Linked DNA regions of Homo sapiens: region 2 is linked to region 1. A link is a loop called in an ENCODE intact Hi-C map of the cell type or tissue named here. Cell type or tissue: ascending aorta. All regions are shown on one strand. Links, peaks and the distances in the headings refer to the core of each region. The heading gives the core; the rest is flanking DNA.

Region 1 (11,132 bases), core at 1,490-9,489:
CAGCTATGAGCAAGATACCTTTGAGAAGTGTAAAGAAAAACCAGGTAAGCAGAGAATACACCAATTTGGAATGGGATAAGATGGTGACATCACATAGAGGGGCTACGGCACAGAGGTAGCAACAGAATATTAATCACCATTCCTTCCCATTGATGTATGGGCCAAGGTTCCAGGGGCCCCACAGAACTAGAATTGCAAAAGCACAATGCAGCACTCCCTAATCAATTCATAGGGTGACCTCACAGCATCAGTCAATGGAGGTTAGTGGTCATTTTCAATTCACTGTGAAAGAAGAGCTTTTAAGGAAGACCTTAATCAAATGTAATTAGTCTGGAGGGTGATGGACGATCCATTTAGCCAAGCCTATGTGAAGTAATATAAAGTAACCTTAAGTAGGGTTGGCCTTGGGGCATCTTATTTACCAAACCAAATTCAGTTTGATTTTATGCTTTGTTCAAAATGATGTTGGAGCAATTTCTCTCCTTTACTTACCTAATGTGATCCTGACCCATTGCAGTGACCAAAGACGTCCCTTGGTTTTTCTCTCCACACTCTACCTTATAGTTTACAAAGTGAACTAAAGCACAATTACTCTAACAACTCATATCATTTTCTTTCTGATGCCTTGTTTCTGATAAAAAGTAAATTTGGAAAATACAGAGAATCCCATAGAAAACAAACACCACCACCCAGAAATAACTCCTGTTACTATTTTGATATATGGCCTTTCAGGTAGTTTTCTTTGCCTTTTTATAGGTTAACAATATAATGAGGTTTTCTTTCCTGTGCTGTCTTATTTTGAGTCTTTCCCCACTTAGAGAAATCCACAGGCCTCCAGGAGAATTGGAGTTCTTAGAGCAGGAAGGCAAAGACACAGTAAACTAGCAAACTTTAGTCAGCTTGATCTACTAAATAGGCAGTTAAGATGAAAGCAGAAGACTCCAAGGGGAGCTAGCCATACGATTTAAGACAAAATAATGGATTGGAAAGAGAATAGGAGATGTGAGTTGTCCTCCCCTTAGGAGATGGATTGAGGGTCACTGGGGAGTTGGGACCTGCAGATGACCAGACTAAAGGGACCATGTGCAGGACAGTCATGTCAGGATCAAGGGAATACTAAGCCACTCTTCCCCCTCCTCCTCCTCTTGTTCTAGCACCTCATAGAAGCTGAGCCCATATGTGCTGGCTTCCTGTGCCTGCAAGCCATGACCTTGTCATGTGTGCTGAGTAGACCTTTTGGCCAGCCTTCTTACTTTTGAGATAAGGTCTTCCAATTATAGTAGAAATCAGTTTTGCTAGCCAACAGTGTCCCCAAAAAGAAACATACAAAGCCTGCATTTTCAATTCCCAGACAAGGGGGAATAACTGACATTTTAATATCGGGTTGTGATTTTTATGATGCTAACTGGATGTCTTTTTTGTTACTGTAAAAGGACTTTAATTTCCTTTGAGTTCCTCAGAAAAAGCAAATCCTGAGGCATCCCTTTATATCTGAAGTATTTTGAGATCTATATTTTTTTTCATTTAAACCTAAGATCACTGGATTATGACTTTAATCAAAATGAGACAGATGAACCACTCAGAACTTCACAGTGTTTCTGCCATCACCATCACATTGTGCCTAAGCATATTATTCTGAGATCTGCAAAAGATTTTGAATGTGTTTGACATACAGTAACAAACATCAGGTTGACAGACATATGGTAAAAGGTATGTATGGTTGCACATGGAGAGAGTTAACAGCATCATTTGCTCAGCCCCACACCCCTTGGGAAACAGTCAGTTCAGTTCTCCTTACAGCTCAGGCAAATTGGTGCTCCATGCGAGAGAAGAGCTCCCTTCACCCTGACCCACGTTGCTGCAGTAATCACAGTAATCACATCCATCAGCTCCCGTGCATTTCCCTGTAGGGTGCCCATGGGAGTGGAGGGTGCTGGCTTATTGCCTCTCTGCTGCTTCCCCAAGGGGCAGCCTGGCAGTGGTTGCTGCCTAGCCAGATGGGAGCTTGCTCCTGGGAAAGTAAACAAACTTATTTTCTACCTTGAAAAAGAGAGGGTCAGGCTTTATTTTTCTAATCTGTACTGGAAAACAAATGCTACTGTTTCTACTTTATCAATGATGGTGTAATACCACCAAATGTGTAAGACTTGTCCACATAGCCTACAGAGCATTAGAGTCTGAATTCAGAAATTCCCAAAGCCTGATTTCTGGTGAGCATCTTGAATCCTCCTGCCAGTTATATCCATGGTCACCATTCCTTATTTCCTTCATTCACATTTTATTCCTCTGCATAACCCCTGCACAGGGCAGCTGCTTTATTAATTTTCATTGACTAAATAATAAATCCAAGTGTGGCCCTGGACGTGCTACTGTCTCTCTGGGACTTATTTCCCATCAGTAAATAAGGGGTTGGACTAGATAATTTCTAAGTTGCCTTGAAGCTTCAAAATCTTCTAAGGTTCTGCCACTAGCAGTTTACCTGTACTGCCTGGTTTTCTGCCTGAGCTTGCTGTCTTCCCTGAACCAGTACAGGTGGGCACTTATAGTGTGTGGCCCCCAAACCTTGGGCTTCATCTATAATACTGTACATTCAGAGAGAGAATTTTCCAACTGAGGGAGGGGAGCAGGGCAGGACACGGAAGTCTGAGAGCAAATCAGGACAGCATAAGCAAGACCAGAGCAGAGGAGAGAAGCCATCACTCGCAGGAGCCATCCCAACCCGAGGGGTTGCTGTGGTCAGGGGTGCTTCATCAGGGCTCTGTCTGGCTCATACAAAATTCATTCTCTAGTTTCCAAATCACTTGCTGATACTAATTTGACTTTCCAATACCAAGAAAGAGATTAGGCTGTGTAATCAATGGAACAACATATTTTATTTCATCAATTAAAATTATGGTTTAAACTTTGTGGTAGGCTAATTGGCCCCCAAAGATATTCAGGCCTTAATCCTTAAAACCTGTGAATATTACCTTTTATAGAAAAAGTGGCTTCGTGGATGTGACTAAGGATATTGAGACAGACAGAGAGATTATCCTTCCTTATCAGGGTGGGAGCTAGGGAGAGGGATATTTGACACAGAAGATGAAGGCAATGAAAGCATCTTACAACACAAGTAAGATGCTACACCGGTGGCTTCAAAAATGGAGGAAAGTCTGGGCGCAGTGGCTCACACCTGTAATGCTGGCACTTTGGGAGGCTGAGGTGGGCAGATCACCTGAGGTCAGGAGTTCGAGACCAGCCTGGCCCACATGGTGAAACCCTGCCTCCACTAAAAATACAAAAATTAGCCAGGTGTGGTTACACATGCCTATAATCCCAGATACCTGAGAGGCTGAGGCAGGAGAATCACCGGAACCCGAGAGGCAGAGACTGCAGTGAGCTGAGATCACACCACTGCACTCCAGCCTGGGTAACAGAGCAAGACTCTATCTCAAAAAAAAAAAAGAAAAAAAATGGAGGAAAAGTCCAGGAGTCAGAGAAGGAAATTAATTTTGGCAGCAGCCTCTAGAAGTTGGAAGAGTCAAGGAATAAATTCTTCTCTGGATCCTCCAGAAAGAACAAGCCCTGCTGGCACCTTGACTGTAGCCCAGTGACACTGATTTTGGGCTGCTGGACTCCAGGATTGTAAGAGAATAAATTTGTGTTGTTTTAAGCCTCTAAATTTGTGTTAGTTTATTACAACAACAATAATAAACTAATACAAACATAAACTCCCTTGTGATATTAGTACCAATAGTCCTTTGTCTAAGGGTCTAATTGCTTTGAGTTAGCCTAAAAATGTTTTAAAAATCTAGTTTCTGGACACACAGACCCCGGACCATACACAGCGGAAACCTTCTAAGAAACCCACTGCCCTCCCAAGCAACACCTTTAATTTGGATTCACACTTTCTTTCAAACTGCAGTAGGATGCAGTTTCCCCTACTGTGGCCTCTGAAAAATACATCAGTTGGTTGATTTTGCATGTAACTATAAGGCATCTAGTAGGGTTTGAAAAAAATAAGCCAAAATAAAGTATCGAGTTCACATACTATTAATGGCTGCAGCTACTGTCATTCAAATGCAGCTATTCTCCCTCACTTTCTTATTACAGAATGCCCTTACTAATCTTCTACAGGTATCAATGCCACCCAGCCCTGTCTGGACTGGATGCTAGTCTGCTGTTTCTTAAACCTTAATATGCATTATATGCAGTGAAATCACCTGGGGATCTTGTTAAAATGCAAATTCTGATTCTGTAGGTCTGAGGCAGGACCTGAGATTCTCAATTGTAATAAGCTCCCAAGCAATGCCAGGACTGCTGGTCTACAGACCACACTTTTAAGTAGCAAGGTGCTAGATCATACTCTGGAAGTTTTAGCCTAAGGTGGATTTAAATTGGCACTACCAACAAAGCCTTGTGATATTCCCAAACCCTTGCAGAACTTACCTTGAAATACTTTTGCTGGATGCCGCACTCTACCTAGTGCACCGTCTCTGGTCCTGGCCTGCACGTTAAGTACTTCCTTTGCATGCCTCTATTCAACATAACACCCTTGAATCCCATCCTGGTCTTCAGAGAATTTTTTCCTTATGATGTGGGCACTGAACTTGTAAGAATCTCTTCTGCTTTTCCTGAATGTCAGTGTTTCTTCAGTCCCCTGAAATCTTACTCTAAAATGTTTCCTTTATCCTGTTCACCTGCACCCCTAGGTTGCAAAGACTTGCTCAGTCCTTAAATAAAGGCTTTTTCTACTGGTTTGGGTCCACGTCTAATGAATCTATGCCTAGACAGGGCCAGTGTCTCAGGAGCTATCAGGGGCCCAACATCCTGCCATAGCTGGCTTACCTTTGGTGGCTCCCAGCAATATCTTAGAGCCTATTTCCATCCCTTCCTGTTTTAAAACTACCACTCCCTGTGGCATCCCCTGTTGATTTCAGTTTCTGATCTGAGTAATGACTATAGTCTTTGGTTAATTTATGAAGGACACACAACTGGCATACCCTGCACCCCATAAAAGATCAAGTATTTTCTCCTCCACCTGCTACATACAGGTTCTCCCATTTGGTTCACTTCCTCTAGCCTCTATCAAAGGGCTTCCCAGCTCTCTGCTGCCCTCTCCTGGCATTCTTTAGCACTGTGCTCACATCAGCGCTTGAAGAGCCAAACCAATGGAATCACAGACCCTTGATCTGCAAAGACCTAGAAAGGTAATCTAACTAGCAAGCTGAACTGGGCATCTACTACTTTTATCAGCATTTTCTAAGTAAGAATTTCAACAGAAATATAGAAGGATCACATCCTTAACAGAGTTTCATTTCTAACAGAATGAAAATCACAAGAATAAGAATAGAGGAGAGAAACTTTAGAGTAAATTTAAAGAAGAAAGAGGACCCCAGTTTGGCTAAACTAGTGGTTCCCAGGTCTAGCTGGAAAGATTTCAAGAAATATTGTCCTCTGGGTCCTACTCCAGTTCATTCCTGATTACTTATATTTTTGATAATCTTCCTAGTGATTCTAATGACTGTTAAGAGCTCCTTGTTTAGACTATAAAATATGAGATATGAATTAAAATCTGTCATATTATGGAAAATATTAAATGACACACTTACATTTTATAGACAATTTTTGAATATTTGTAAAGAGCAGCAGACCTCACATAAAAGGGTGCTTTGGTTTATACTTTCAGAGTACAGATCCTCCTGACCAGACTTTGTTCTCTGGCCTACCGCCATCCTTCTGTGCTTGTCCAGCCTCCTGCCTCATTAAGTGTTTTGCACTATATCTTTAATGCTGACCCCCACAGAGGATCCATGGCTCCTCCTGACTAGGCACTGCCCCTTCACCCTAGTACTACAGTCTTAGCCCACTCAGGGAAGCCCCCTACCACTTCATGCCCTCCAAGCAACACACCCTTCCCTCTCGGACTGTGCTGCCCCCTGTTCTGTGGGCAGACCCAGATGGTGAAGGCCTGGGGTGGGGGAGACAAGTGGAGCTACACTAACAAATGATACAATGAGGCTCTCTAATACTGTTTTCTCGGATACTCCTAATGTTGCTTCTATCTAATAATATGTTCTGATTCTATAAAAGCTATTGTCTCTCGCCTTGGCTGGAGTCTTTCCCATCCTATCCTACTTATCATAAGTACCACCCTTTCCCAAAAGACTTTCCTGACTGCTCCACCTCTCCCTAGTCAGAGTCCACTTGTACTTGTCTTGTGTACCATTATTTCGCATTTAACATGCTTTAATTTTCTTTCCTTCAAGATATTCAAGTTCTCTATCTTACTTAACATGTTGTATTTTTAGTTGTTACACTGCAAGTCTCTCTCATCTTTATACTGCTTTATTGCGCTGGAAAGGCAGACCACGATGCCTTGCACACAGTGGGTGTTCAGTTAGTATTTACTGATTGGATTTCTTCCAAGCGTCACTGGCTCAATCCTTAGAAATAAAACCCCAATCCTGGTAAATCTGTCTTTCTTGGCCACTTGGCTTTTTCCCTTCCAATTCACCAGTGCTTACCCAATAATCTCTTATTCCTCAGAGGCTAGACTCCACGTTTCTTACCTCCTTTGGCACCCATTTCTTACTTCTTTTGGATGATCATTTCTATCCTTTAGCGAACCTCAGTGTGCTTTTTCTCCTTTCCAGTGTTTACTCTGCTTAGCTAGAAGATCACTGGCAACTTTGAATTTGCATTTTTAATCAGGCATTGCATCATATTTTTACTCTATTATTCTTAGTTCCTGTTGCATTTAAGCTACTGCGGGGTATATGGGTGAGAGCATAAACATAAATAAGAAAGCAATTTGCCTTACTTCATCTTCTAAAATCTCTAAGCGTTAATTTTACATAAAGCAATATCACTTTGTCTTCCTTTCATAGAAACGTTGCCTGCTATTTTTAAGGTAAAAATAAAGGCTCTCTTAGGGCAAAACCTACCTATTCCAAAGCCCCTTCTGGAAACAAATATTATTTAAATTCAGTTAGACCTTTTGCCCAAGGTACACCTTCCAGAGGAAATGAAAGCAGTACACTTCATTTGGCTCTGCTCCCCATATCCCTATCCTATAATTCTTGTCCATTACAGCTTATTTCTGACCCTGGGATGTTGTGTGTGCTTCGTACATAGAGAAATCTGATCCTCACTAAGCTGTCCAACTCCAGGCAAACCCCAGCTCTGTGATTATGGCAGGGAACTGCTATAGCCTGCCAGGTTTCTCTGTTGCAGGTTTACTTCCTGTGCAGTGGAGTCCCCCTCTCCCAGGTGTCCACACAACCAACTGAACACCCTCAAAGTTCCCTGCATTTAGGGTCTTTGCTGCCCTCTCCTGTTGTCCTTTGACAGACACACCAACCCAGGAACATCAGAAGTGAGCTTTCGTCTCTCTCTTCTCACTGCTGTCTCACTCCCATGTCTGACAGCCACTGAGTGATCTCCAAACGAATCTGAAAATGTGATCGTCTGAAATGGAATTCAAATTCTCTCTGCTCTTCAAATTAGCTGAGAATATGAAATGACCTCCCAAATCCTAAACAGAAAGGCAATGGGATGCCCAACAATGTGGTTAGTTGTTAGGGGTTTGCAGGGAGCTGAGAGAGGCAATGAGTATTAAGGCACAGGCTCCTCCAGCTCTGCCAGTTACTAGCAGGATTTCCTTCTGCCAAGTTGTTTTGGCCACTTATGCTCCATGTCCCACATCCACAAAATGAATATAACATTACCTCTGGGCCATTTCAGTAAGCAAAATCCCAAAATAGTTAGCACTCAGATGATGCTTATTATTGTGTCAGGCACCGTGCTGAGAATTTGGTGCATTCCGTCTCTTAATCTTCATAACATCCACGAGAGATAGAGACTACCCCAATCTCATTTTACAAATGGAAAGACTGGCTATGGGGGTACTTTTTTAAAATGTTGCAGTGTGTTGTATTTGACTGAGATTTTGACTTAATACAACAGAAGCCGAAGCCAAGAAAAATAGCCACATAGTGAATATCTAGCCAAGACGTCAGGGACACAGCGGGGTGACTGGTGAGGTGGAAGGGGAATGAGCAGCAGTGGGAGTCACATAGGGAAGGGCTTGGATGGGGCATTGAAGAGCACAGCTGGCCTCAGCCTTCCTACATCTGAATCTTATTTGGCCAATTATTAGCTAACCTCAGGCACTTAACCTTTCTGACCTTTGTAAACTGGAGATAATAAACAAAACCTGCCTCACTGGAACTATTACAGGTAAAACACCTAGCAGAATGCTGGGTAGACAGTAAGTGCTCAATTAAAGGCTAGCTATTGGCTTAATCACTTATGAATCTGCACAGTTTTTCTCTCAGTAAGGAAGATCAAAAGTTGCAATCCTAGCAAGTTATTTAATGTATGAATAAAACTGGCCTGTGTGGTATGATATTTTTAAGGATCCAAGGAAACTAGCAGTTGGCTGGAAGCATAGTTCAGGGTTCCTAGAATGTAGAATGACAGAGTCCAGGACTGTGGCAGGTGGCTCCCAGGAAGACCAGGGACTAGGAGATGAGTCGAAGGGAAGAAAGATAGAAAACTGCAGTTTCCTTTCTTTTATGTCCCTTTACTTACTGTACACACACACACACACACACACACACACACACACACACACACAAAACGCATATGTGTGTCTCCTTCTATGGCTGAACAGATTAGCTTTTAGCCTCATCCCTCAGATCTGCTGCATGTTCTGGACAGCACTTTAACCTTCAGCACTACCCCTAGCACATGCCTGGGTCCTTCTTGCCTTGCCAGCGCGGCAACACAGAAGGTGCCAAACAGCTAATAACAGCAGGTATTGCCACTTCACTGGGGGACATGAGAGTCAATAATCAGCAGTTGCAACAGTGCATGACCCTGGATGAGGACCATCTGTCTGGCAGGTACGGTTTAATTGAACTAATTCTTAAATCAAAAATTAGCACATATTGGATGGCTGAAGGCCAGCTAGCCAGCTCCCTCCATGTCTCACTTCAGAACAGGGACAGAGAAGGAGGACTTGAAGCCTTCTTGAGCCATTAACTTTACCAGAAGTTATTTTTCTTAATCCGTTTTTCTGTAGTGTTCCTTAAACAGATGAGGAACAGTGTGCTTATTTCACATGTATAAAGGAAGAGAGAGAGTGGTGCTTTTTTATCTACTTCACAGACTCTCCACTACTAAATGGAATTCCTTAGAAAACATCTAGGTCCACTATCCAGAATGGAGGACGATCCTGTTGGCTGACTTAACTTTCCTGAAGAAGAATGGGAACATGGGAATAAAGGGCTCAAGAGAATAATGTCTCTGGACTTTAATAGGAAATATGCAGTTGAGTGACCTTCCTCTGGCCATAGTTCAAAGTACCACCAAATTGGACGCTATTTTCCTGCGTACTGTTTTCATTTTTTAATCCAGATGGGCAGGCACTGTGGTCTTGAGGAAACAGTTCTTCATTCTAGATTTCTGCCAAATTGGAGCTGAACCAGCAGCTTGAAATTTGCATCATCTCTATCAGTCTTCTCTGACACCTTCCTCAGAAACTTTTGGAATCATTGCCTCTAACTCACGTCCTATATTTTGGCTGGAACTTCATTTTAGAAAAGACCATCGCCTCTCATGAACACCAGACTTTGTTCTTTCTGTGTGTGGCTTTTTTACATTTCCTGGCTGAACAACCTATGCTTGACAGGAAGACTTCATCTTCCCTCCAGCTAAGTTAAATCATTAGAGCAATGTCAAATTTAGAAGCCTCCATTTCTTACCATTTTTAAAAGATGTATTTGTTTTAACTGTTCTGACTAAAATAATTTTTTTCTCATTCAAGTTTTATTAATTCAGAAGTGTTTCTCTGATTTTATGGTTCTTAAACTACATTGGACTAAACACACAGCTCCAGGATTCGATACATCTTAAATATTAAGGGCAATTTCCCACTTCAGAGCAAAGAGAGAGCCCTGAGTCAGATCCTTGCCTTTCTCACTTTCTGGAGGCCCAGAGATTGTCTTTATTCCTAACAGTAACTGTGACTGAGTCCCATCTGTGAGCCAAACTAGGCATTCATTCATTCATTTATTTATGAGACTGAGTCTCGTGCTATTGCCCAGGCTGGAGTGCAATGGCAAGATCTCAGCTCACTGATACCTCTACCTCCCGGGTTCAAGCGATTCTCATGCCTCAACCTCCCACGTAGCTGGGATTACAGACACCCGCCACCACACCCAGTTAGTTTTTGTATTTTTATTAGAGGCAGGGTTTCACCATGTTAGCCAGACTGGTCTTGAACTCCTGCCCTCAATTGATCCACCCTCCTCTGCCTCCCAAAGTGCTGGGATTACAGGCGTGAGCCACCACGCCTGGCCCGAACTAAGTATTTTAATCCTTTCAGGTTGCTATAGCACAATTCCATAGACTGGATAGCCTATAAACAACAGCAACTTATTTCTCACATTTCTGGAGACGGAAGTCCAAGGTAATGGCACCAACAGATTAAGTGTATGGTGAGGACCCATTTCCTGATTCATAAGTGGTGTCTTCTTGCTATGTCCTCACATGTGGAAGGAGCTAGCTAGCTCTCTGGGTTCTCTTTTATAGAGACACTAAGCTCATTCATGAGGGCAGAGCCATCATGACTTGATCACCTCTGCATCTCCTAATACCTTCTAATACCATTATCTTGGGGGTTAGGATTTCAACATATGAATTTGGGGGGTACAAACATTCAGAACATAGTATTCCACTCCTGACTCCCCCCAAAAATCTCATGTCCCTCTCATATTAAAAATATGTTCATTCCATCTTAATAGCCCCTGAAGTCTTAACTTGTTCCAGCATCAATTCAAACAACTTAAATCCAGAGTGTCATATAAATATCATCTAAATCAGAAATGGGTGAGACTCAAGGTATGATTCATCCTGAGGCAAACTGCTCTCCAGTTTTAATACTGTGAAATCAAACAAATTATGTGTTTCCAAAATAAAACGACAGACACAAGACAGACATTCCGATTCCAACAAGGAAAAACAGGAAAGAAGGAAATTGTGATAGGTCCCAAGCAAGTCCCAAACCCAACTGGGCAAGCAACATTAAATCTTAAGACTTGAGAATAATCTTCCTTGCTTTCATGTGTTGTCTTCTGGACACACTT
Region 2 (11,132 bases), core at 2,107-10,106, 54 kb before region 1:
CTGTGCAGAACCTTTTTAGTTTAATTAAGTCCCATTTGTCTACTTTTATTTTTGTTACATTTGCTTTTGAGGACTTGGTCATAAATTATTTGCTTAGGCCAGTGTCCAGAAACATAAAACTCATGATTTAATCTGTTTTACTTTCTTCCAGAAAACTGGGGAGTCAAAATTCTAAGTACTCAAGTTGTAAAGATGTCCAAAATTAATCGTATTAGTAGACCTAGATGAGAGAATTTCTCTTTGGGCCTTACTGCAGTCTAGAGAAGAGATTGCTCTACAGCCAAGGGGCATGGTCAAATTAAAGTTTGCTACATTTTTTTTTGTCTTGCACATAACTGGAAGTGAATGCTAAAAACAAAATAAATTTTTAAAAAACTGTTTAATCTTTAGCAAGGCAAGCAAGTACGTTTATAAGTCTAGCCCCATGCTACATTTTAAACCTTTCTGTTTAACTACTCTTCTCCATGCACATAATTGGTTCATCCTTCACTGAGCTCCTTGTCAGTATTTGAACATACTTTACTACTTCACACCCTCATGCTGCTCCTCAAAATGTCCTTCTATCCCTTCTCTGCCTGACACACTTCTGTTCATTTTTCAATACCCAGCTCAAATGGCACATTTTCTACCTTATCGTACCTTTTCACGTAGTTTTTTTTTTATTTCTATCTTTATGGGGTTTTGTTTTTTTGTTTTTTGTTTTTTTTGAAATAGGGTCTCACTGTGTTTGCCTAGGCTGGAGTGCAGTGTGTGATCTTGGCTCAATGCAACCTAGAGCCTGGGATCAAGCAATCTTCCCACTTCAGTATCCCAAGTACCTGGGACCATAGGCACACAGCACCATGCTCCACAAATTTTTTATTTGTAGTAGACGTGAGGCCTCACTTTGTTGCCCATGCTAGTTTTTGTGTTTTATTAGCACTTGGCATGTTCTTTAATATAACACTTACATTGCCTTTAAAAGTTAACAAGTCCCTAGGATTCTAGGAAAAAAATGTACTTATTTTTGTTTTGTTTCTCCTCCCTATTGTAGTGCCTGGTACACTCCTAGAGCTCCATAGGTATCTGTGGGTTTTGAAATGAACTGTATAAATTTGGATTAATAAAGTGGGGCCAAATTACAAAAGCTCTTGGACAGTAAACTAATTTGAATTATAGCCTAAAAATATGATGAGACACTTAGGATTAAGTGAGTGAGAAAATGTGCTGAATATTTGGGGAGAGCGATAAAGCCATCACGATCTGCTCCCTGTCTTCAGCCTCCCCTAACACACAACTAGATCTAAACAGCGATGGTGTAGTGTGTTGGTAACAGTATTAGCCAGAGAAGTGGTTGTGCAAACTGGTCAATACAATTCTGATTAAGCATTGGTTATTTCACATATTTATTAACATATTTGAGAAGTGGTTTCCTGAAAGCATAATGGTTAAGAACAAGGAGTTTTAATATGAGAGATTTAGAGTGAAATATAGACATTGCCAATTACAACTGTGTGACTTTGGACAAGCTATTTTTCATTGGTGAAATAAAGATAAAGGCACTGACCTCATATGTTTGTTGCGAAGAACAACAAACACTTTGCCTCAAATATTAGGTACTATAAGTCACAATATGATTGAGGCTTTCTCTGACAAGTATACTCCATTTTATCAGGGGCCCCCAGGATATCCCATTCAAAATATACCAGCATTAGGTTATTCCATATGCAGTTAAAAATGGGAATTCCAGATTAAGGGATAAACCACATAGAGGCATAAAATACATGGCATGCTCAAACAATGAGTATCATGACTCCTTCATCTACTCCTATCTCCACATCCCTTCCCATAGATTGAAGCAGTGGCTAATCTAGGCCTAAACTCCTCAAACTTCACTCTCCCCTTAAAATACTATGGGATTTCTGGGTCTCACTGAAATATGAGAATATCCCCAAGTCACTAACTTGTTTTCAAGTGTTCTCTGTTAATGTCCAGCAACATGGTAAAGTAGTTTCTCCTGCTTCTTTCTGATCAGAAATTTTACCTGGGATCATGGAGATCCACACCCTCGATTTCTTCAACTCTTCTTCAGCCAGCCCATTCTACACTACAAGGATTGTACTCATAACTGCTGTAGAGGCCAACTTCACCTTGCAGGTTCTCCATCTGGGATTTCTAACTTCCTATTGCACAGCACACACCCATGCACAAGTATTAATCACACGTGACTGATCCCTCGGGTAGAATTTTTTCTATTCTCTGCTACCGTTAATGTAGGATTCACAACAATTTTTTATGCATACAAAAGAAACCTCTACCATACTTAATGAGAAATACATATGTTATTCAAAATCCTTAGGGATAATAGGGACATATATGAAATAATTGTTACATAACACATATGTAGCATTTCACTCAAAAATTAATCACTAGTCGTTCAATGTTTGTGCCCAAGATTCCTCACTTTCCACTACCAGCACTTAACTCTGTCTACTAACAATAGCTTCTAGTTCCTCCTTGTACCTCTGGTAGAATTCGGCTGTGAATCCATCTGGTCCTGGACTCTTTTTGGTTGGTAAACTATTGATTATTGCCACAATTTCAGCTCCTGTTATTGGTCTATTCAGAGATTCAACTTCTTCCTGGTTTAGTCTTGGGAGAGTGTATGTGTCGAGGAATTTATCCATTTCTTCTAGATTTTCTAGTTTATTTGCGTAGAGGTGTTTGTAGTATTCTCTGATGGTAGTTTGTATTTCTGTGGGATCGGTGGCGATAGCCCCTTTATCATTTTTTATTGTGTCTATTTGATTCTTCTCTCTTTTTTTCTTTATTAGTCTTGCTAGCGGTCTATCAGTTTTGTTGATCTTTTCAAAAAACCAGCTCCTGGATTCATTGATTTTTTGAAGGGTTTTTTGTGTCTCAATTTCCTTCAGTTCTGCTCTGATTTTAGTTATTTCTTGCCTTCTGCTAGCTTTTGAATGTGTTTGCTCTTGCTTTTCTAGTTCTTTTAATTGTGATGTTAGGGTGTCAATTTTGGATCTTTCCTGCTTTCTCTTGTGGGCATTTAGTGCTATAAATTTCCCTCTACACACTGCTTTGAATGCGTCCCAGAGATTCTGGTATGTTGTGTCTTTGTTCTCGTTGGTTTCAAAGAACATCTTTATTTCTGCCTTCATTTCGTTATGTACCCAGTAGTCATTCAGGAGCAGGTTGTTCAGTTTCCATGTAGTTGAGCGGCTTTGAGTGAGATTCTTAATCCTGAGTTCTAGTTTGATTGCACTGTGGTCTGAGAGATAGTTTGTTATAATTTCTGTTCTTTTACATTTGCTGAGGAGAGCTTTACTTCCAACTATGTGGTCAATTTTGGAATGGGTGTGGTGTGGTGCTGAAAAAAATGTATATTCTGTTGAATTGGGGTGGAGAGTTCTGTAGATGTCTATTAGGTCCGCTTGGTGCAGAGCTGAGTTCAATTCCTGGGTATGTGTGGCGATTCCTCAGGGATCTAGAACTGGAAATACCATTTGACTCAGCCATCCCATTACTGGGTATATACCCAAATGACTATAAATCATGCTGCTATAAAGACACATGCACACGTATGTTTATTGCGGCATTATTCACAATAGCAAAGACTTGGAACCAACCCAAATGTCCAACAATGATAGACTGGATTAAGAAAATGTGGCACATATACACCATGGAATACTATGCAGCCATAAAAAATGATGAGTTCATGTCCTTTGTAGGGACATGGATGAAATTGGAAATCATCATTCTCAGTAAACTATCGCAAGAAAAAAAACCAAACACCACATATTCTCACTCATAGGTGGGAATTGAACAATGAGATCACATGGACACAGGAAGGGGAATATCACACTCTGAGGACTGTTGTGGGGTGGGGGGAGGGGGGAGGGATAGCATTGGGAGATATACCTAATGCTAGATGACGAGTTAGTGGGTGCAGTGCACCAGCATGGCACATGTATACATATGTATGTAACCTGCACAATGTGCACATGTACCCTAAAACTTAAATAATAAAAAAAACAAAAAACAAAAAAAAAAACAATAGCTTCTATAGCTGCCCTGACCACAGTCCTATGCACCTTTCTTACTTTCTGGTTTCTCTGTAGCATTCACTATTTATTACTCACGTGTTTCTTTCCTTCAAACAGGCATCTTCAAACCCTTGTTTAAGAAAATATTTAAGTTTGTAAAAGATCCTCCAGTTACCAGGATCCACCTGCCTCAGAAAACAGACAAGGACTTGTAATTGGCACTTTTTTGAATTAGCATTATTGTTTTCTGATCACACAAAGACAGATAAATAATAATGCAGGGATATTAATGGGTAAGCTATCAAGAAGTTCAGGGACTATATGTCAACAAGCCCCTGAGGTGCTTTTAGTCTGTTTGAATTTGCTCAATTTCTCCAACTCTCAGAAAATTTTCCAAATTGATTAGGTCATTTCTACCTATAAGTAGTTTCATAACATGAAAAGCAATATGCCTAAAACTGAATTTACCTTGAACTGAATTTACCTTACCCAACTTGCTCTCCTGATCAGTTCTCATTTCTAACACTTCTATTTTTCCTTAGTAGTTCATGTTTGAAAGCTAAAAACAATCCTTGACATACTTCTATACTTTATTTTTCATATCCAGTATGTCATTGGTTAATTCTTTTTCCTGAATGCCTCTCAATGTGAAGTCCTTTCCACAGTCGCTCTGCTAACCTATTCAAAACCCTCTATACCTTCTGCCTGAGTACTACAAACTCTGCTAATGAGTCTACCATCTTGCAGTTCTTCCTGCCCATCATTGACAGATGATTCTTAATATCATTTCCCTTTTCAAGAATCTCCAATGGCTCCCATTGCTTAATTGTTGAATTAGTAAGAAGAGTTAGTATCATTAATTATTGTTTAATGACTGATTCAAACAAGCAAGAAAAATGATATTGGAAGTGGGTTTGGCCCATCACAGGAATGTTGAGGTATCAGTATGTTGTACATATAATTAATCATCTTCTAGAAGTACTTGGTCAAACAAGAAGAAAAATAAGAAGTATGAGAAGAGGAGGAGGAAAGAGAAGAAAAATAATGAATAGATTGGGGAGAAGAAGAGGAAGGGAAGGATGGAGACAGAACGGATGAAAGAAACTCATCTAAGGCTATTATATAATTGCCTCTTTCCAGATTGCTTACTTCCTTTGAACATCTGGATTTCTCTTTTTGTGTAAGTCCAATTTTTAAGAAAAAACAAGTTCGTTCTAAGTAAAAACAAAAAGTAAAATTTATAAAACTAAAGAAAAAGCAAATCACTTGGCTTGACTTTAATGCTTTCCTGGAAAATATTAAACTAAGATAGCTCTATTCCAATTTTCCAATTTAGAAACAGGAAATAGAAAAATATTTTGTGGCTTTCTCATAAAAGACAGAACATTCTGTATATTTGAACCCTGCATGGCTCAGATGTGGTGCTTAACATGTTTTCTTTTTTCTAAGATTTGTTTCTACTACCTTTGCTTATGTGTGTTGATTAGTATGTCAAAAAGAATATCAAGACTGAAGAATGGTAGTCTCTATTTAAGGCATCTTATTGGTGCAAGAAAAAGAAAGTAAACAACTTTAAAAGTGAAAAGCAAGCTTTCTCAACTAATCTGTGTTTTTAGGAGTGAATGCAGAAGCATGATTGAGAGTGAAATTAATGGTCAGAATTCTTCAACCAAAAATAATTTTGTTTTAAAGAATAAAAAGTAATAACTGCTGCTGCTTTTAATATTGAGCTTGGCTCTTTAAGTCGCCCAGTAGGAAATCCATCGGGATATAGACCCTAATGTGAAGGAGTTGAGTTAAGGTCGTTTAATTAAATTTAAAGATTTTCTTACCCATGGGAAAGGGCATAATTAGCTGTTTTCTAATGCATTTGACGTGAAGATGCTTGAATCAGCACATAATTGAATGTATTAATAGAAGTAGCAAATTCTAATTATGAGACTTAGTTGTTGGGGTAGGGGAAAAAAGAAGTTATTCATTATTTATTCGAGAGAGTTCATACAAGTGTAGAAGAGGAGGAGGAAAAGAGGCAATTACCAACTGTCCCAGGTCCACAATCGTGCAGCCTCACATCGTGGTTCTTAGGAGAATCGGGCAGCTGAAGGCGTGAGTCATTTTGTTATTCCCACGAAAGATCTCAATCTGCATGCCAAATAAATTACCACTAAAAATAGAGTGAAGCACTCACAGCAGAATGTACCAGCTGGACTGATGCCTGCATCACAGATTAACTCTGATATATTGGGCTTTGGTATGTTGCTGTGATGTTTCTGAGGGCACATATATCCAAATCTACACACTAACAAGCTGTTCTCAAATGGAGTTCTACTGAGAAAGTACTTGGGTTGTGTGGTGCTTATGCAAGTTTGAGTAAGACGTGGTTTCTTTTTAAAGGAAAACAAGTCTCATGAACTCTCCAAAATTATTTTAATATGTTAAATACTTACACACAGGTAAAAACTATGCACTTAAATATAAATTCTTATACTTATCAGCTCTTGTACAATTAAAACCACGAAGAAATTTATAAAATAAACAATGAACCAGTAAAATTCAAATCAACAAATTTGTGTGATAGATGATACTATTTTGTTGATCTCCACTCAAAACCCAGATAATGATATTGGCTACTACGATAGAGATTCTGCTGAGTTTATCATGCCCAACCCACTGTGTTCCTTGTGGTGACTCAATTCTCAATCACTCTTTTTTATTTGAACTAATGCAAAACTGACCCTTTTATTATATGGCATGAGGGCATTTGGCTTTCATTTGCATTAACATGACATTTAAATATTAAGCAAGCTTTTTTTCTTATTACTCCTAGGTAATTAATGTAGTATTACTGATCAAAATAAACTAAAACATAAACTCAGATGCTGAGTATAGTGATAGTATGTTACATTATTTTGCTTTCTTAGCAGATATAGAAACTACTATTTTGTTTCTTCTGATTCATACATGCATTCATTGACTCAACAAAAAAAAGAGTGTTTTCTATGTATTAACTACTGCAAATAATGATCATGCTGATTATGATCAATGCTGCACAATCCCTGGTCAAGGAAAATTTTTAAAACTTTAAACTTGAATGTTCAGCAATAAATTATATATCCAAAGAGCTACAATTTGTGGCTACATTAATAGGGTTAAGAAAGTATGAAAGTAGCAGAGCACATCTCACTGGACTGGGAAGTGAAGCCCAAATTAAAAATAATTACAGACACAAAAAAACCCTTCAAAAAATTAATGAATCCAGGAGCTGGTTTTTTGAAAAGATCAACAAAATTGATAGACCACTAGCAAGACTAATAAAGAAGAAAAGAGAGAAGAATCAAATAGACGCAATAAAAAATGATAAAGAGGATATCACCACCGATCCCACAGAAATACAAACTACCATCAGAGAATACTACAAACACCTCTATGCAAATAAACTAGAAAATCTAGAAGAAATGGATAAATTCCTCAACACATACACCCTCCCAAGACTAAACCAGGAAGAAGTTGAATCTCTGAATAGACCAATAACAGGCTCTGAAATTGTGGCAATAATCAATTGCTTACCAATCAAAAAGAGTCCAGGACCAGATGGATTCACAGCCGAATTGTACCAGAGGTACAAGGAGGAACTGGTACCATTCCTTCTGAAACTATTCCAATCAACAGAAAAAGAGGGAATCCTCCCTAACTCATTTTATGAGGCCAGCATCATCCTGATACCAAAGCCAGGCAGAGACACAACCAAAAAAGAGAATTTTAGACCAATATCCTTGATGAACATTGATGCAAAAATCCTCAATAAAATACTGGCAAACCGAATCCAGCAGCACATCGAAAAGCTTATCCACCATGATCAAGTGGGCTTCATCCCTGGGACGCAAGGCTGGTTCAATGTACGCAAATCAATAAATGTAATCCAGCATACAAACAGAACCAAAGACAAAAACCACATGATTACCTCAATAGATGCAGAAAAGGTCTTTGACAAAATTCAACAACATTTCATGCTAAAAACTCTCAATAAATTAGGTATTGATGGGACATATCTCAAAATAATAAGAGCTATCTATGACAAACCCACAGCCAATATCATACTGAATGGGCAAAAACTGAAAGCATTCCCTTTGGAAACTGGCACAAGACAGGGATGGCCTCTCTCACCACTCTTATTCAACATAGTGTTGGAACTTCTGGCCAGGGCAATTAGGCAGGAGAAGGAAATAAAGGGTATTCAGTTAGGAAAAGAGGAAGTCAAATTGTCCCTGTTTGCAGATGACATGATTGTATATCTAGAAAACCCCACTGTCTCAGCCCAAAATCTCCTTAAGCTGATAAGCAACTTCAGCAAAGTCTCAGGATACAAAATCAATGTACAAAAATCACAAGCATTCTTATACACCAATAACAGACAAACAGAGAGCCAAATCATGAGTGAACTCCCATTCACAATTGCTTCAAAGAGAATAAAATACCTAGGAATCCAACTTACAAGGGATGTGAAGGACCTCTTCAAGGAGAACTACAAACTACTGCTCAAGGAAATAAAAGAGGATACAAACAAATGGCAGAACATTCCATGCTCATGGGTAGAAAGAATCAATATCGTGAAAATGGCCATACTGCCCAAGGTAATTTATAGATTCAATGCCATCCCCATCAAGCTACCAATGACTTTCTTCACAGAATTGGAAAAAACTACTTTAAAGTTCATATGGAACCAAAAAAGAGCCCGCATCGCCAAGTCAATCCTAAGCCAAAAGAACAAAGCTGGAGGCATCACCCTACCTGACTTCAAACTATACTGCAAGGCTACAGTAACCAAAACAGCATGGTACTGGTACCGAAACAGAGATATAGATCAATGGAACATAACAGAGCCCTCAGAAATAATGCCGCATATCTACAACTATCTGATCTTTGACAAACCTGAGAAAAACAAGCAATGGGGAAAGGATTACCTATTTAATAAATAGTGCTGGGAAAACTGGCTAGCCATATGTAGAAAGCTGAAACTGGATCCCTTCCTTACACCTTATACAAAAATTAATTCGAGATGGATTAAAGACTTAAACGTTAGACCTAAAACCATAAAAACCCTAGAAGAAAACCTAGGCATTACCATTCAGGACATAGGCATGGGCAAGGACTTCATGTCTAAAACACCAAAAGCAATGGCAACAAAAGCCAAAATTGACAAATGGGATCTAATTAAACTCAAGAGCTTCTGCACAGCAAAAGAAACTACCATCAGAGTGAACAGGCAACCTACAAAATGGGAGAAAATTTTTGCAACCTACTCATCTGACAAAGGGCTAATATCCAGAATCTACAAAGAACTCAAACAAATTTACAAGAAAAACAAAACAACCCCATCAAAAAGTGGGCAAAGGACATGAACAGACACTTCTCAAAAGAAGACATTTATGCAGCCAAAAAACACATGAAAAAATGCTCACCATCACTGGCCATCAGAGAAATGCAAATCAAAACCACAATGAGACACCATCTCACACCAGTTAGAATGGCAATCATTAAAAAGTCAGGAAACAACAGGTGCTGGGGAGGATGTGGAGAAATAGGAACACTTTTACACTGTTGGTGGGACTGTAAACTAGTTCAACCCTTGTGGAAGTCAGTGTGGCGATTCCTCAGGGATCTAGAACTAGAAATACCATTTGACCCAGCCATCCCATTACTGGATATATACCCAAAGGACTATAAATCATGCGGCTATAAAGACACATGCACACGTATGTTTATTGTGGCACTGTTCACAATAGCAAAGACTTGGAACCAACCCAAATGTCCAACAATGATAGACTGGATTAAGAAAACGTGGTACATATACACCACGGAATACTATGCAGCCATAAAAAATGATGAGTTCATGTCCTTTTTAGTGACATGGATGAAACTGGAAATCATCATTCTCAGTAAACTATCGCAACAACAAAAAACCAAACACTGCATATTCTCACTCATAGGTGGGAATTGAACAATGAGAACACATGGACACAGGAAGGGGAACATCACACTCTGGGGACTGTTGTGGGGTGGGGGGAGGGAGGAGGGATAGCTTTAGGAGATATACCTAATGCTAAATGACGAGTTAATGGGTGCAGCACACCAGCATGGCACACGTATACATATGTAACTAACCTGCACATTGTGCACATGTACCCTAAAACTTAAAGTATAATAATAATAAAAATAAAAAAATAAAAATAATTACAACAAAATAATGATGATTCTTATTACATTTCACTCATACTCTTGAGTGCCTGATACGTGCAAGTCATTGGTTGGGTGTTATCTTGTTGAATCTTCACAACAAACTAATGAGATAGTTATTATTTTCATCATTTTATAGATCAGGCAATTGAGATGCAAAGGCATGCAATTAGTATTAATAGAGCTAAAACTGTAATGGAAGCAGAACAGCTCCAAAATATGTGTGTTTAATTACACTTATACATCAAAGAGTTGATATTTGAATTCTTTATAATTAACAAATAGAGAATTGAGCACATACAATATATCAAGTGGTCTTGGATGCTAAGCCTAGTGGCTCACACAGTAATAATGCATTATATAACATGATGTATAATAAATTATATCCCCTATACATGTATATGTTATAAAACTACTGATACATATTGTTATAAATTTAATAATACTGTGGTTAATTTTATGTGATATTTGTAACTTGGCAATGCAGGCCTGGACTTTAATCCTTATGGTAGAATTGGAAATGGAAGAAGGATGAGATATTCCTATGTATTTTACTTATTTATGTAGTCATTTGTGTCATTTACTTTAATAATTAATGCCACTTTGGAAAATTTTGTTTAATATTTCTTCTACTTCCCCTTGTAACCCTGTTAATTGGGAAATATGAAAACTTAAGAAAACTTATATTTCTGCTCCGAGATCAAATGGTATTTTATTTAAAAGAACAGCATGAAATATGTCTTTGTGTCTATCATATCCTTCCATACTACTAGACTTTAGACTACTATGAAGAATTTGCTAGCACCCTTGAGGATCAGCACTGGCCCTACTCCTTGAAGGCCATATATAAGTATAATG

Evidence for each region. Hi-C counts contacts between places; a loop is a spot of excess contacts. Peaks named below come from ENCODE experiments on the same cell type or tissue, not always from the same donor. Only the 100,000 strongest peaks of a DNase experiment are listed, where the experiment ranks them.
Region 2: it touches region 1 in a loop (2.7-fold over the local background); 2 of 110 quality-filtered maps call a loop at or near these places.

Annotation. Positions count from the first base shown.
Region 1 is chr15:46,306,292-46,317,423 of GRCh38, reverse strand. No RefSeq gene overlaps it. Among named protein-coding and RNA genes, the nearest start is that of SQOR, 680 kb to the right of the region's middle. In ascending aorta, for the core only: a CTCF peak has its summit at 5,103 (motif pointing left); a DNase peak (open chromatin) is centred at 5,093; H3K27ac peaks cover 962 bases.
Region 2 is chr15:46,360,850-46,371,981 of GRCh38, reverse strand. No RefSeq gene overlaps it. Among named protein-coding and RNA genes, the nearest start is that of SQOR, 730 kb to the right of the region's middle. In ascending aorta, for the core only: no CTCF peak of the experiment used is centred there; a DNase peak (open chromatin) is centred at 6,171; H3K4me3 peaks cover 1,678 bases; H3K27ac peaks cover 2,272 bases.